Regions from separate parts of the Homo sapiens genome. Here region 2 is linked to region 1. Evidence: read pairs that join two places in POLR2A ChIA-PET (ENCODE). Cell type or tissue: K562. All regions are shown on one strand. Each heading gives the region's core, and the rest is flanking DNA. Links, peaks and the distances in the headings are about the cores only. Region 1 has its middle 88 kb from the start of ZNF648. Region 2 overlaps LINC01344 (long intergenic non-protein coding RNA 1344).

Region 1 (4,394 bases), core at 289-4,288:
GTCACCCAGGCTGGAGTGCAATGGTGTGGTCTCGGCTCACTGCAATCTCCGCCTCCTGGGTTCAAGCGATTCTTCTGCCTCAGCCTCCCAAATAGCTGGAATTACAGGCACCTGCCACCACACTGGGCTAATTTTTGTAATTTTAGTAAAGACGGGGTTTCACTATGTTGGCCAGGCTTGTCTTGAACTGCTGACCTTGTGATCCTCCCACCTCGGCCTCCCAAAGTGCTGGGATTACAGGCGTAAGCCACCGTGCCTGGCAGTCCAAGAGTTTAATTGATTCAAAGCTTGGGTTTGGGATTCAGACAGATCTGGGTCCAAGTCCTGTTCTATAGCATGCAAGATAGGTGACATTGAGCAATTATAGGTGAGCCTTGACTAATGCAGGGATTAGGAGCACTGACACCCAGTGCAATTGAAAATTCATCCGTGTATAACTTTTGAGTGGCCAAAAACTTAACTACTGATATCTACCATTGCTTGGAAACCTTACCTATAACCAGAAACAGATGATTAACATGTATTTTGTATGCTATATGTACTATACTGTCTTATTACAATAAAGTAAGCTAGAGAAAAGAAAATATTATTAAGAAACTCATGAGGAGAAAATACATTTATAGTACAGTACTGTAGGTATTGTTACTGTAAGTTTATGTTGTCTGTTTCTAAGATGAGTCCTCCATCTGAAATGGCAGATGCCACAGCTGCAGACCTCAGTCTATGGTACATATCAAGCAATTCAACTTCTTCTAGGAATGTCATGACTTTTCTCTATTTTTTGGGAGCACTTCCAACATTATTAGTGGCACCTCATATAAGTCCCACAGTGTTACTCAAAGTTTATAGGAATGCACTAAACATGATGAAAAATAAGTGAGAACCAATTTACTGGAGAGACAAACTGCTCACTCTAGATGATCAGCATCACACAGTGTTTTAAGTGGATACTCATGATATTGGAGCTCACTGCAATAGCAGCAGGGGGTGACTCCAAACGGTTAACTTTATGCAGTGACAACTTAATACTACATCTTTATGTTTGTTTGGATTTCTCTTGACTGCAAATGGCACTGGTCTGTAAGTGTGTGTGTAAATTTTGATAAATTTTAACTTATTTTTACAGATTTGTATATTTTATGGTAGTAAATGATAAAATAGACTAACATCTTTTTATTCTTTATGTATTTGTGACATAACCTTTTCTTAATTTTTTGATATTTTTAGGCTACACCGTTGGTCTGTGAGTTTTTTTCAAATTTTCACAAATCTCCAAACAATATTCCAATATATTTGTTGAAAAAAATTCACCTGTAAGTTAACCCATGCAGTTCAAACTTGTCCAAGGGTGATCCGTGCTTTATCTAAGTTCCCTACTTGTTTGTAAACTGTTGATGATGATATCCACCCCTCAGGATTGTTTTGAGAACAACCATAGTAAGGAAGCAAATGCTTGAGAAGTGGTTAGCAGAATGTCAGCACCATGTAGCAGATGTTGGCTGTTGTTATTGCCTGATTTGGATGGACCATGGGCCCAATTTGAGGTGACATTTCCTTTGGTCTAAATTTAGGGTTTCAAAGGAGTAAGTATGTCAGTGCCTGCCTTCATGAGGGATCCTAATGAGCATGCATGTTGTATGTCACATAGCAACATACCCAAGGACTGTCCCTCTGTGTACTTGTAGCATTGAGTGGCCTGGGTCACAAGTGAGTTTGATTTTAGGTATCTAAAGTCTTCAACTGTCAAGTTCAAAAATCCACACAAGACTAATCCTGTCTTGTTCCCAGGGCTGGGCTAAGACTTAGAGGTTTTTCAGGGCAAGAAATGAATAAATTAGCTGTAAGAATGTCAGGGCCAGGCTAAAACAACATGGTCTGAGGGAATGTGATATTGAGCTGGGATTGAAATCACAGGGAGCCATGGCTGGTCTATGCAAAAAAAGAAAGTTAAAATTGCTTGTAGGGGAAAAATACCAAAACACACAGCTTTCAGGAGTCAAGGCAAACAAGGAGAGTAATGGCCTAGTAAGAGAGAGGCCATGAGGAACCTACCTGGAAAGACTGAATGGCCAAACTAGAGGCCATGAGGATCCTATCTGGGAAGATTGAATTCAAAGCTGAATTCTTGAGCCAATAATTTACCCAAAGCTGGGCCGTGAGGGCCAGTCTCAAGAAGCTCTAAAGAAATGCAGTGGACAGAGAGTGGGAAGTTAACTACAGTGACTCAGCAGGGCTTGATTCAGCCGTCCCTTCCCCTTTGCAGACTGCTTTTGTCATGTGTTAGGTGATGTATGTTGTAATGGAGCAAGGATGTTGCCACCATGGCAACGTGAAGTCAGAGCTCTTCTGAGCTCATTTCTCGGAACCACTTCCCCCTTCCCTTGACGAGCTTTCTCATGGAGCCCTCTGTTACCAGTCTTTCAGAAGCACCTCCACAGAGATCTTCTGTCGTCAGATGCTCCTATCAAAGACAGCTCCTCCTCTTCTTCTGTCTTCCTCTAAAACCTAACCCCAGGTTCCCCTCAAAGGCTTCTTCCTGAAGCTTCTCCTGAGTTCACATATCTCTGTTATTTTGAAAAGAAACCCCAGTACTCAGTAACAGTCAAGATGTGAAAGAAATGAGACTGAATCAGAACAAAGTTGGACCTCGGATAGTGAACAATAATCACAACCTCCAATCTTCCTTTAGTATGAAAGCTCTGGTCTCTGAAGTCCCTCTCCAAGGTCACTGCCTGGTAAGGGTGGCAAGGGCTGACATAGGTCTTAGGTCCTTCCTAGCAACCTGGCTGTGCGTGGGAAGGAATGCAAGTGTTTTCTTACTCTCGTACATCTTTGCTGTATCTCTTAGTTTTCGTCCACTCCTGCCTCTTGTCCCTGCATGTTTATCTCCCTGCCAGCAGCCCTCCACCTTTAGAGCTTTCCCTAATAACCTGAGGACTTCCAGAGTGAAGCAGGAATAGGGAGGCAGTGAGATGTAATAGGAAGATCTTCCCAGAGCTGAGATGTCCCAGGTGTTCAATGAAATATTTTGGGTTTGGTAGAACATTTTTAAAAAATATTTTTGAACATTGGCACTAAAAATAAAACCCAAACTCATCCCTTCTCCTTTAGATTTTTTCCCAGCTCCTTTGCACCAGACATTCAGTAACTGATACTCCTTGAGCATCTAGTATGTGCTGGGCACTATAATAAGCTCTAATGAAACAGAGAAATCAGAGTTCTTGCCCATAAGGAAGGAGTATACAGTCAAAGAAAATTCCAATTATATTTATCATTTGCTCACATACACCTTAGAGACCTACTATGTGCCAATTCAGTTTTTATCAAACATAGTCTACCGGCCTAACCTGATAAGTTTGCTGGTAGAGGAAAGGAGGTAGGAAAGTTGGTGCCTGCCACTGAGGGGTAGGGTTTAACAGTAATAGGAGAAGGAAGTAGGAGGAAGGAAGGATGGGAATCGGGTAGGGAACCACGGTGTCCTCCTCTTGCCTGGGGCCATTGGAGACCCCCCACATGCTGTTACTCACACCCATGCAAGGGGCTTCTTTGCTCATCATCTGGGTTTCCAGGTAGGGCTGGGCCAGCAGAAATCTATAGGGGCAGAACATCCCACCCTGGTGCCTTTCTCTGAGGCCAGGGCCCATGGGAAAAGCTAAGGCAGGGCTGTGGCCTCAGATTACACTGTCACTCCCACGAGGCCGAGGAGTTTGGAGAACAGGGTTCTGGCACCGAGGAAGGCCTCTGAATTCTGTCTCAAACCCATGATTAACACTGTAATCTTAAGTCACTTGACCACTCTGTGCCTCGGTTTTCCTCAGCCGTAAAAAGGGGAAAGAGTACCTAAATCATTGGGTTACTATGAGAATTAAATAATTTAACCCTGCATAGCATATAGTTCATGCTCAGCAAGGGGTCACTGGCCCAGACAGTACACCAAGGACCCACACATGTGTCTTCTAGTCAAGCAAGCGTTCAACCAGACTCAAATTTTATCAAAAACTATTGTCATTATCTGAAGCACATGGTAATGAAGTCGTCTGAATAACTAGTTCAAAATTGTTTTGAACATAGTGATCCTTGGAAAATGAAAAAAATATATAAGTATTTTTCTAAACTGGAATGTGGCAGGGAGTAGATTAGGAACCCACTTTCCATCACTTTCCAAACATGACCAGATTTAACTGGACATATTCTGACACTCCATCCTGGAGATGGCTTCTTTAAGGAGCAGTTGTTGGGCAACAGCTACTTTCATCATTTTGGTTAGAAACTAACCCTGAGTAACCAGTCTTATGAGAGAAAACAGTTAATGTCTTAAAAATCTTTCTGACTCCAACTCCAGTGAGTAGGAATTTTAAGTCATGAATACTACTAATTGTAATACCCTGACTACT
Region 2 (4,394 bases), core at 91-4,090, 150 kb before region 1:
AATAACAGTAATGCTTTATAGCCTAATCTGGTCTTACACTTTCCAAAGTGGAGGCCAGCTGGTGTTAACAGCATCACGGTGAATAAGCCAAGTGGTGTGTGTGGTGTGTGTGTGTGTGCGCGCGCGTGCATGCTGGTGAGGGTTTTTCAGTGACAGAGAAGGTGTTATCTCTATTTGGAAGGTGGGAAGCAGGGCTGGAATTGGACTGCTGATCCTCTAATGCAAGGCTGATGAAACTTTTTTTGTAAAAGGCCGGATAGTAGATATTCTAGGCTTTGTGGGTCATACATCTGTGTTGTACCTGCTCAGCTCTGTCATTGCAGCGGAAAAGCAGTCTTAGAGAAGATACATAAACAAATGAGTGTGGTTGTGCTTCAGAAAACTCATTTATGAACACTGAAGTCTGAATTTCATATGTTTTTCATGTGGCATGAAATGCTATTCTTGTTTTTGACTTTTCGTACCCCAGTGATTAAAAAATTTAGAAAAATGTTAACTCTTGGGCTAAGTGGGCAGCAGGCAGGATTTGGCCTGCAGCCATGCCATCGTTAGGCCCCATGCTCTAATGCTTAGTTCATCACGACATACCCGGAGTGGCTGGATTTGGGGTGGGGTCATACGGAGGGTGCTGACCTTATGCAGTACTGACTACGTGCCAGTCTCTGTGTTTCAGCACGGTGCATATGCCCACTCATTTCTTTCTTTCTTTCTTTCTTTTTTATTCTACTGCGTGTTCTCTGAACCTGTCATTCATTTCTTACAACAACTGTGTGAGCGAGGAACTAGTGTCACCCAACTTGGCAAGTGATCAGACTGCTCACCCAGCTTGTAACTGTCAGTGTCAGACTTTTACCCAGGTGTCTGGTTCTGAGGTGCATGTTCTTACCACCACATCCTACTACTGCCTCCTATAGCAAAATATCATTGCCATGGAGATCATATGTGATGGGTTATGTTTTTCAAAAACACAGACATTCTTATCAAAATGGGGTCAATTTTCCAAAAAAAAAAAATTGAGGACAAGGAGGACCGAAGGACAGATGTTGACATATCCAGCTGTGGGAAGATTGGCTCAGAATCCCCCAGGACTTAATATACTTTTCTGAATTTGTTATTGAGTTCTTTCTCCAGAAATTTGGAGGAATGCAGATAGTCCTCTTACCCTCTCAAAAGATCTTCCCTCTTGCTCCCTTTCCACCCACCCACCCTCCACCAACACACACACACACACACACACACACACACACACACAGAGTTCCTAGTTGTGCATATTAAACTACTGTCAAGTAATCTATTTGGCATTAGTAGCTAAAGAACAGATGTCAACTTATTGCTGCTTCCAGAGGGCCCTGCCAGATGAATGCAAAAGTTATCAATTCTCCCAGAAGGAATTACCCACAACACTTTTGTGCCTGCCCTTTCCTCCCTGCTGTTTCCAGTTTCTTCTCCTTGGACACCCACCCACTCTGAATCCAACACTTGACAGTGGCTCAAGGCTCTGACCACAGTGACAATGTAAGAAGAGTGGGTGGTCTCAGCCACCCTCTGCAGTTCTGGGAAGTTTACTCCAAGCTTTGCTTCTCCCCAGCCCCCAATTCCCCCTTCCTCCCTGACCTCATAAGCTCATTCCCTTCAAAAATCGGGGTGTGTCTGTCACCCCAGGCAGCAACAGCTGCAGGCCCTGGGAGCTCAGTGGATGGTGATGCAATTCAGTTGGGGGTGGGGGTAGAAGCTGGTGGCTGGGTGAGGGAGATAAGAGGAAACAAAAGGCAGTTAAAAAGATCTGTCAATGAGAAGGATGGTTAGAGCCAGAGGAGGACGTGGGTGTCCCTGAGCTGATGTGAACCTTGCCTCAACTCCTTGGCTTTCTCCCAGTCCTTCTCTTCTGACCCTCAGGGGTCCCTGGAAATCTGCTACCTCCTGAGCAGGGCACTCTCCTCTCCTCTCCCCTCCCCTCCCCTCCCCTCCCTTCCTCTCCCCTCTCCTCTCCTTTCTCTTTCTCTCTTTCTCTCTCCCTTCCTTCCTACCTTCCTTTCTTCCTTCCTTGCTCTCTCTCTCCTTCCTTCCTTCCTTCTTTCTTTCTCTCTCTCCTTCCTTCCTTCCTTCCTTTCTTTCTCTCTTTCTCTCTTTCTTTTTCTTTTTTGAGATGGAGTCTTCCTCTGTTGTCCTGGCTGGAGTGCAGTGGCACGATCTTGGCTAACTGCAACCTTCACCTCCTGAGTTCAAGTGATTCTCCCGCTGCAGCCTCCTGAGTAGCTGGGACTACAGGTGCCCGGCACCAGGCCAGGCTAATTTTTGTATTTTTTTTGGTAGAGACGGGGTTTTGCCATGTTGGCCAGGCTGGTCTCAAGCTTCTGGCCTTAAGTGATCTGCCCACCTTGGCCTTCCAAAGTGTTGGGATTACAGGCGTGAGCCACCGTGCCCGGTCCAGGGTAGTTCTAATACTTTCCCAGTAATCCCCTTTTTATCTCCTTTGCCTTGTTCCCCTCCTACTCCTCGAATCTTTTTGGAGCAAGCTCTGGGGGCACATTTAGGTTGGGGCATAGCTGTGGAGCCACTGGCCACAGGTCTGTCTCTGAGCTTGGTCCTACAGGCCTGTATATGCCTGAGCCACCTTTTCCATAGGGCTTTAGCTCACCTTCTGCCCTCATATAAGGGTGATGGCCTTCGCCAGACACTGTGCTAGACAACAGGAGGGAGCGCCTGTGCCATGGGGTTGGAGGATCTGAGGGCCTTAGTACTGAGGTCACTCCTCAACTTTCAGGATTTTTTTTTTTTTTTTTTTTTGAGACAGAGTCTTACTCTGTCGCCAGGCTGGAGTGCAGTGGCACGATCTCAGCTCACTGCAACCTCCGCCTCCCCGGTTCAAGCGATTCTCCTGCCTTAGCCTGCTGAGTAGCTGGGACTACAGGCATGCACCACCACGCCCAACTAATTTTTTGTATTTTTTGTAGACACAGGGTTTTGCCATGTTGGCCAGGATGGTCTTGATCTCTTGACCTCATGATCCGCCCGCCTCGGCTTCCCAAAGTGCCTGGATTACAGGTGTGAGCCACTGCGCCCGGCCAGGTCACTCAGCTTTCTTCTGGGCTTCTTGATGACACTGGGAGACAGGGAAAAGTGTTCTACATTTGAAAAACAAATTAAAAAATTATTAATCCCCACCATTACTAGAGTCACATTTGCTCACAGTAAAAGACTTGGGCAGCACAGAAATATACAGGAAAGAAGAAAGCAAAGATCACCTGTAACTCCAAACCTGGAGAAAACCTCTCTGGGCATTTTGGTGTATTTCCTTCTCTCTTTGTTCAATGCCTATCTTTATCTCTATCTCTGCTTATAATGCATGGTGTCTATTGGACGTCGTGCTTGTCTCCCCATCCACATTGGCATTGTTTTCTGAGTATTTCCCATTAAAAGTTCTTCCAAAGCAATGATCATTTAATGAACAGGTATTCACCTTCCAAGATGAAGACAATGTTTTTATCTAGGTATTAGCATTGAATTAGTCTTGACTAAGACAATGTTCTTATCTAGGAATTAGTATTGACTATATTAACATCCCCATTTAACACCACACACACACACACACTCATACATACACACACACACACTCACACATACATACTTCTGTCTGAAAGTTTATTAGGAAGGCAGGTAGATGAAACAGCCCTCACTGCAAGGCACAGGCCCTTTACGTGAGATCTATGGGGAGGATGTGGGGCAGGAGGCTGGGGTAAAACATGGGCCTGGGAACATGGCTTCCAGCTACTCGTTGCCCCTCTTGAAATTCCCACCCCTTGACCTAAGAGCTTCCTCTGGGATGGAGTGTGGACCAGCTACCTGACAGGTGGGACCAGGGCTCAAAACTATGTGGGTGACAGGGTGAGGTGGCTCATGCCTGTAATCCCTGTACTTTGGAAGGCCGAGGCGGGCGGATCACATGAGGTCAGGAGTTTGAGACCAGCCTGGGCAACATGGTGAAACTTTGCTTCTACTAAAAATACAAAAATTAGCTGGGAGTGGTGGCATGTGCCTGTAGTCCCAGCTACTCAGGAGGCTGAGGCAAGAGAATTGCTTCAGCCTGGCAGTAGGGGGAAGGGGGGCAGCAGTTTGCAGTAAGCCGAGATCTCGCCAGAGTTTGCAGTAAGCCGAGATCTCGCCACTGCACTCTAGCCTGGGCGACAGAGCGAGACTCTGTCTCAAAACAAAAACAAAAACAAACAAACAAAAAAACCCTATGTGTGTGTATGTTTTGATGCTCAAGAAAGTAAAATGGTCTCTGCAAAAAATAAAACTGGATTGGACAAGGGAGTTTTATCTGTTTTCCTGAGAGTGCCAACATTATGCTCCCACATCATTGTTTATATTCCACATTGCCTGGATTGCCCTTA

Evidence for each region. Peaks named below come from ENCODE experiments on the same cell type or tissue, not always from the same donor. Only the 100,000 strongest peaks of a DNase experiment are listed, where the experiment ranks them.
Region 2: POLR2A ChIA-PET joins it to region 1 with 5 read pairs; 6 of 35 experiments call an interaction of 5 or more read pairs at or near these places.

What each region holds. Positions count from the first base shown.
Region 1 is chr1:182,147,489-182,151,882 of GRCh38, reverse strand. No RefSeq gene overlaps it. Among named protein-coding and RNA genes, the nearest start is that of ZNF648, 88 kb to the right of the region's middle. In K562, for the core only: no CTCF peak of the experiment used is centred there; a DNase peak (open chromatin) is centred at 2,262.
Region 2 is chr1:182,297,535-182,301,928 of GRCh38, reverse strand. All of the region lies in intron 2 of LINC01344 (long intergenic non-protein coding RNA 1344), which reads left to right. Among named protein-coding and RNA genes, the nearest start is that of LINC01344, 14 kb to the left of the region's middle. RefSeq lists an enhancer at 1-220. In K562, for the core only: no CTCF peak of the experiment used is centred there; a DNase peak (open chromatin) is centred at 1,748; H3K4me3 peaks cover 235 bases.